3 separate regions of the Mus musculus genome follow, and all the other regions are linked to region 1. A link is a loop called in an ENCODE intact Hi-C map of the cell type or tissue named here. Cell type or tissue: left cerebral cortex. All regions are shown on one strand. Region 1 has its middle 38 kb from the start of 4930558J18Rik. Region 2 holds the start of BC055402 (cDNA sequence BC055402). Region 3 has its middle 8.4 kb from the start of 9130024F11Rik.

Region 1 (2,500 bases):
TATAGAATTCAAATACTGAAATTTAGCTCTGCTCCTCCTACCTGAAAGTACGGTTCATAGAATCTTAACCCATTAAGCCATAAGAGCTTAGAGTCCACCTCACCCCCATATTGTTAACGATAAAGGAACTGAGCTGCAGAAAGGCAGTGCCATTTGTTCCATGGTGCATGCTTGGTGAAAGGCTGGGACAGAGATGGCCCCTTGATGTCCAGTCTGAAGTTCCTTCCATAATACAACTTTGGGCCAACCAGGGACATCCCTAGATAACTCAAAGTCCCAAAGCAAGTTACTCACAGCTGTGACTGTCTTCTTACAGGGACAGTAAGACTTAAACAGAACCAGATCATCCTGTAGCCATTTTCAGTGACTATATCTGCTGTTTCAATGACACAGATGGAAGAAACAGCCAATAGCCTTATAACACAAAATGCCGTGTGGTCAGAGCAATGGGATGTTGGTCTTCGCGGGGAAGCACTGCTGTCAGTCTACATCCCTACTTATGAATTTAACAGTTCAAGGGGGTTGTGTTCTCTTCACATTATGAAGTTTCTCAATCTTCTGTGGGCTTTTCCAATATTTCTAGCACACGAGGAGGAAATTTTAGTTCTCCGTTATATCAGCGTATCCACAACAACTGTTCAAGCATCAAAAAGTACATCAGGGTGGCCTTCCCTGACGGAGCACCCTTGCTTCGTTCATGTACGGAGCAATAACTCACACAGTGTCACGTGATGACAACGACGGAGCTATGTGGTTATTTGACTTTCCTGAGGCCAAAGGAAAGCTGAACTGCAAGCCAAATGCTGAACTTTGACTGAACACCAAACTCCAGGTCAAATTTCTCAGTGTCCCTAATTCGGAGTTTAGAAGGACATTTCCAGGAGCAAAATTTGTGTTTTTTAAAACATACGTTCTCTATTCTCCTCTATTCACTTTCTGGGAAAAAAGAAGGAAAAAAAAAAGTGTTCTTTTAATCAGAAATTAGCAAATTCCTGTAAGATCCACAAGATGGCGCTAGGAAGTGGCATTTAGAAAAGAATTTTAAAAGCTGCTAGGAATAAATTTGGACAGGGTCACATAAGTATCACGTAACAACTGCCTACAGACATGCATGGTTTTAAAGGGCATTGTGAACCAGGTGAGTTTTTATAAACAGGCATATCTTCACTCTCCATGCTACTTTTAAATATCGGATCCATTATACTTTGCTTAATTTTAGTTTTGGCCTCATGTTTTCAGACTATTTTGTGAGAAAATGAAGAACTGAATTTGAATGTTGGCAAGGCTAGATCATAAAGGAAAAACTACTGGACTGAAGCAGACAAGTTTCTCATTCACATTATCTTCCCGAATCTCGGCATCTGGTCATCTTCCTGTCTATTGTAGGAGTTCTCATGCCCCTGGGGATATTGACTGATGTCTGAGGATATTTTTTCATTGTTGCAGGAAGCTGGGAGACTGAAGGAGCTGCAGCTTAGTGAGTAGTAATCGAGAAGCGGCTGATATTAATAAGGAACTATCCCATAGCAGTGTTTTAATAAAACAAAGTTAGAGGCTGGAGAGATGGCTCATTATTTAAGAACACTTGTTCTTGCAGAGGCCCTCGTTCAGGTTCCAGAACCCACAGGGTGGCTCACAACCGACAGAAACTTTCAGCTCCAGGAGCTCCAACACCCTCTTCTGACCCCCCCAGATTCCTGGAACATATACATGTTATAGAGATATACATACAGGCAAATACTCATACACATACATATACATGTTATAGAGATATACATACAGGCAAATACTCATACACACAACAAAGCTTTAAAAAGCAAAGACAAGGCTGAGGGATGTCACACATTCATCTACTGCCTTGTTGGTTCATTTACTCATCCACATATTCTCTTATGCTTACATTATCTTCTCTTTAGTCTACTAATTTATCATTTGCCCATGCAACCAGTTTTCAGTGTCACCATGACTCAAGACACTAAGAATAAGATAAAAATTGCCTCAATTTTACTCAGTCTGACAGGAGGAATGGTCCTTTATGAAATGATTTAGTAACAGGGTGTGATTGGTCCTCATTCCTAAGTGTAAGACATTCTGAGAACAGGAAAGCCATAGAAGAAATCACAGGGAAGAGTGTAGAATTTCAGAAGACTTTAGGCTGGGGCTTAAACATGGGGTAGAAGTGAAGCTATAGACTGAAATTTTGAGCAGACAACAGAAGGGTGCATAGTCATCAAAGGTATTTGGTGAGTATTTGGTGCTGTTAAGATATGAAATCCAAGAGAAGAGTTGGAAAAACCATGGTGTACTCCTAGTCTTGTGTCACCTTGACATGAGATTGAGTCATCTTAGAGCAGTGTTCCTCAACCTGTGGAGCCAACGCCTTGGCGGTGGGGGTGGGGTGTTAAAGACTCTCTCACAGGGGTCACATATTAGCTGCATATGAGATACTCACATTATGATTCATAACCATAGCAAAATTACAATTATGAAGTAGGGACAA
Region 2 (2,500 bases), 120 kb after region 1:
ATCTAGGCAAGATCTCTTACCATTTTGATGCTGTGTTGTTTCTGGACTCTGTCAGGCAGAAGGCCACTGCTAAGTATATGTGACCCCTTAACTGTGAACAAAAACCACGAGCTCCTCTTCTTTAGAATTTACCTGGAGTGTGGCATTGTGTTATTAACAATAAAAAATGAAATTTTCTCCTCATTAAGAGAGCAAAATTAATCACCATGACCCTTTTACCTCACAGAACATTTTTTTTTTTATTAAATTGGCTGGAATAATTTGTGAACTCTTAAATGAGGAATGAGAGTGAGATGGGGTGTAGGCAGATGCTGGGGAGAAGGCAAGGCAGCCCCTTGGTTTCTACAAAGTTCTACAATCATCTGGCACGGCTGGGCTGAGCTCTGCATTCAGTAAAAATAACCCGAGGGGAAGAATAATGGTTCAGATATGCCACAGTCTGGTATTGATGGCAGATAACTGGCTAAGTTGATTGCTAAGATGTCATAAACTCTCTGCAAAATGGTCCTCTAGACTTGGCTATCACAATTCCCTTATCTCTGTTGTACTTTACACACATCTGTCACCAGTATGCATCTGCTACAGGGAGAAAACAACGGTAAGGTCTTCTCTCAGGAAGCAGGAAGGCCTTGGCTGAGGAAAATCAGGTCACCATGAGAAGAGCCAAGTGTGGCTCACGTGACAAAAGAATCTCTTTAATTAGGAGGAAAAGTTGAGTTGAGTCTTCATGAAGAAGCCAGTGTTAACCAGGAAGCCTTTCAAAGGGAGGGACAAGCAGGGACTGATATAGCCAGGGAGACTCTGAGTGGACAAGGACCTGGGTGACTTCTGAGGGATAATGAAGGGCTGAGAAAGGCTGCCAGGTCCCAGCTCTTATAAGTTTTCCATTGTGCAAAGACGTCTGGATCTTATCCTGTAAACCAGAGGGCTCTGGAAGCAGCAGAGAGAGGAGACCTTTTTTTCGACCTTCATGCTCACCCAAATACCAGGTCAGCTGGGGATTGAAGGATGGCCACCATAGACGAGGTACAACATACTCCTGGGGGGAGTCTGGTAAATTCTCTTAACGCTGCATGGCCTTTGGCCTTTCAAGCCACTTTCCTTGGTGTTGGGACACATGAAGGCTTTCAGCAAATATGAGAAGGTTTAGAGAACTTGATGCATAAAGGTTGCACTGGGCTAAAGTGCCACTCCCCAGGCAGTATTTAGACAGCAACTGTTCCTTGGGGCTCCTTGGACACGGATGTGAGGAGAGAAGGCTGCAGCTGATTTCCCAGAGGTGGGTGTGCAGGGGAGGAAGCAGGAAGCAGCTGATGCTCCCTCTGCAGTGCCAGTGTCTCCCTGTGGGAAGCCTTCAGTAACAGCTCAGGAAAACCCATGCTCAATTTGGGAGTGAGTTCTGGCTAACATCAGTTTGAACTGGGGTGCAGTGCTAACTCAGCTGCTTGAGTAACTTCAATATTCCTTCTTACACGCAAGCTTCCAATAGCCTTTATAAGGATGACCAAATACAGGAGGGGTGACAAGGTTTTCTTTCCTTGTGGGAAGTATATTTGAAGTACTTTCAGATGGTTTAAACTGAATCAATTAAAAAAAAAAAGACCGTTTTTTTTTTTCTGACCCAATTTCTTCTTTCTTTTTCAAATTCTTGCTTACATTTCAAGAGCTGCTTTGTTCTGTTTTCCAAGTTAAAAATTCATGGAGAAGAGGAGTTTAAGAAAATGAAGACAATGTGAAATTAAATTGCAAGGGTGGGGGCAGGAGGGGGTAGAGATATTAATTAGCAATCTAGAATTAAATTAAACATGAAATAGACATTCCCAGGTCAGGAGGAGGTCTTGGGAAAGGGGAGGAGAATTTGAATGTGTGGATGTTCTTTTCTGTATAAATTTCAAATTGAATTTGGCTTTAGGTTTCTGGCAGCAGAGATGTTGTTCAGAGCACGCTGGAAAATGGAGGCTTCTCGATTCCCACTTTTAGCTCGCACCATTCTGCCGAGACAACTTCTCGCCGGCTTCAGTGAATGGCGGTGAAATGCAAATCATAACGGAGGAGAGCTGGCCTCCGGGGAAAGGGGGTCTTGGATGGTTTCCAAGGTCTGGAACACAGAGGAAAGACATATTTCTTTGTCACACACAGTAGATTCTCCCTGAGGGTTTCAGCGATGGGAAGAAATGATGGGAGGGGGGGTGGGAGTGTGGTGGTGGAACTCATTAGAACGTTCTTCTCTCAGATGAAAAGCCAAACAAAAACAAACCTCAGTGAGTGTGAACACAGGCAAGCTGGAGGCCTTGAGGCCTCTCACAGCACACGCCATACAGCACGGTTATCACCCGGGCTGCCGAGTCGTGGACAGCTCTGTGACCTCCCTCTGTGACCCCTGGGCAGACACGTGTATGGATTTACCATGCAATTTGACCTGGTATAGGAAAGATGTCAAGCAAGCCTGCAATGAAGATTCTGTGTCCAGGAGAATTCAAAAGACATATTCTCAGGCTCA
Region 3 (2,500 bases), 360 kb after region 1:
GAGCGGAGCTGAGGGGAAGGAAGGCATAACTTGGGGAAAGTAGAGAGGCACGAACCGAGATTCATTGTGAGGAGGATGGAAGCTGCCGGGTAAAAAGACCTTGGGGTACAGAACTCCCCAACATTTGGGAAGTCAAATCTGGTCCCGGAAGTCCGGTGCCAGCTTCTCAGCCACGGGCCACCAGGAACGCTCTGAGCATCGAGCCCTTCACGTTCCTAACCCGGAAGGTTTCGATCTGGCCCAAAAGTCCTGACTTGAGGTCTCTAGGAACTCAAAGAGCAGCTTGTCCTGCCGGGAATTGGAGCAAGTCCCCTGAAGGGGATGTAGGACGACAGCCAGTATTTTCAAGAGCCTGGGCGGCCAGCCGCGCTGCAACTGTAAGACGTGATTCTATTTGACTTTCCAAATCAAAGTGCATTGATTGGCGCCTAAAGAGTTCACGGCACATAACTGTCTTAATTAAACCTGCTATAAACAGACACATCACTTCTTGCACAGAAAACTTGGGGAAATGGCAGAGGGTCTGGCCGAAACCAGGCTAGAGCGATGCTCTTAAAAAAAAAAAAAAAAAAAAAAAAAAAAAAAAGCGCAAAGCAGGCAAAACCAGAAAAAAGAATAAAAGTGGATTTTCTGCATCCTCAGAAAACAGATGAACCGAAACCAAAACTCGGGATAACAGGGAGTTATGAAGGACAGCCAGGTTCTCAGTGCAGTACTGCTGGGACCCAAGTGCAGAGTAGGGGACCAGTAGTGGACAGCCTAGAGGGCAGGTTGAGGAGACAGAGGTGCCTAGCACTAAGGCTCCAGGTTGCCCTCATTAGGCCCTGTACTTTTCTTCTTAGTCCTTCCAACTTTGCCTGGCACTTCCTCAAAATCACACACCAGCAGGAGAATACTCCATTCCTTGACAATGGCCGGCCAATGCAGAGAGAACAAAGATGACTCACACTGAGATCCTTGGACACAGGCACTGCACTGTCCTGGTTGCTGGAGAAGAAGGTGATGAGTGTTTTCAGGAACCTGATGGAGAGCCAATGGAAAGGAAAGTTGTTTGCCAGTAACCCTCTTTGAAGGTAGGAAGAAGAGATACAGGTACACAAGATCTTTTCAAGATGTGCTAGTGTTGTTGAGTGTACCTGAGTATCAGTGTGGCTGGGGCAATCTTCAAAGAGTGTGAAGGGTCAGCCCCCCCCTCCCGCCACCTCCCCCATGTTGCTGGCCTCTGGAGAAGGAGGCTGAGCCCAGTAGGTCAGCTAGATACCTCTTTCCTCTTGGAAAGTGAAGAGGGGTAGTTCTAATCTCTGAACTCTGGACATTACTGGGCAGAGGCAACCCTCAGCCGGCTTCAGGTCTCCCGGTCTAAAACCACAGGAACAAGGAAAACCTGTCAATTTCCTAGCAAACAGTGAAAAGGAAAAGTTTCCGCAGGATAGTGAAAACGTGGGAGATATGCACACACAGGTTTGGGTATGCTTCTGGTAACTTCAGAAGCCAACACTTTGCCCCCTGGAAAACTCAATCTCATTTCTTTTTCTCTGACCACTTAGTATCCGCTCCTATTAATAATACTGAGGCAAAAATGTTCTTCATTTCGTTTAAATGACACCTGTATATACTAGCTGTGCTGCCTTTGAAACAGATTTTAACTTCAGGTAAATTTCAGTATAACACATTTTCAAGTTGTTTTTAAGTCCAGTCTTTAAGTTCCATGTGTAAAAGAAGAAAAACAAAGCAAACAAGAAGCCCACTTGCTTAGTGAAAACCACTCCAGTTGTTTTTACTTTCCAAGATTTTTGTATGGATTGAAACTACTGTAAAGACACTAATTAATTGACTATAAGCAATTCTTGTACACGGAACAATCTTCTCTATCCTAAAAATTAAACCTTAATACATGGACAGGAAAATATCTACTGTTGCAAAAAAAATGCTCGAAATAGAAGTAGAAATAAAATTTTAAATTGTATTATGGAGTAGACTTTTATTAAAACCAAATTATCACTAAAATCTACGATTCTGAACACAGTGAAAATTAGTTAAAAGGCAATATTAAGGAAACATTGCCGTTTTCTTAAACTGTGACACAAAAATGGTAAAGTGTTTCCTCTTCTATTTTTCTTGTGCTTTTTTTTTTTCTCTTCCGAAATAACCACTGTTCACCTCTCAAAACTCTCCACTCCTGAGCGCAAATCATGATTGTTCTGTATGCTAAGTGCTTTGAAAACGAACAAAACAAACACCTTCCTTACATTCACACTCACACTACACAAATGCACACCACGTAGCCACTCCGTTTTTGAAAACATGGAGAAGAGTGGGAGAGAGGGAGAGAGGGAGAGCGGGAGAGAGGGGAGGGAGGGAAGGAGAGAGAGAGAGAGAGAGAGAGAGAGAGAGAGAGAGAGAGAGAGAGAGAGAGAGAGAGAGAGAGAGAAGCATAGGTAACCAACAAACCCAATTACTAAGCTTTATTGATACTAAAAGGAAAAGTTCCCCTCGTAAA

Evidence for each region. Peaks named below come from ENCODE experiments on the same cell type or tissue, not always from the same donor. Only the 100,000 strongest peaks of a DNase experiment are listed, where the experiment ranks them.
Region 2: it touches region 1 in a loop (2.0-fold over the local background); 5 of 42 quality-filtered maps call a loop at or near these places.
Region 3: it touches region 1 in a loop (4-fold over the local background); 3 of 42 quality-filtered maps call a loop at or near these places.

The regions. Positions count from the first base shown.
Region 1 is chr1:57,337,854-57,340,353 of GRCm38, reverse strand. No RefSeq gene overlaps it. Among named protein-coding and RNA genes, the nearest start is that of 4930558J18Rik, 38 kb to the left of the region's middle. In left cerebral cortex, a CTCF peak has its summit at 1,004 (motif pointing right); a DNase peak (open chromatin) is centred at 1,024.
Region 2 is chr1:57,213,309-57,215,808 of GRCm38, reverse strand. It overlaps BC055402 (cDNA sequence BC055402), which reads left to right and starts at 813. Exons shown (of 7, transcript NR_037990.1): 1 at 813-989; 2 at 1,913-2,096. In left cerebral cortex, a CTCF peak has its summit at 1,375; DNase peaks (open chromatin) are centred at 1,324 and 1,993; H3K27ac peaks cover 177 bases.
Region 3 is chr1:56,978,591-56,981,090 of GRCm38, reverse strand. It overlaps a transcript of Satb2 not described here. Among named protein-coding and RNA genes, the nearest start is that of 9130024F11Rik, 8.4 kb to the right of the region's middle. In left cerebral cortex, no CTCF peak of the experiment used is centred here; a DNase peak (open chromatin) is centred at 939; H3K4me3 peaks cover 2,386 bases; H3K27ac peaks cover 2,500 bases.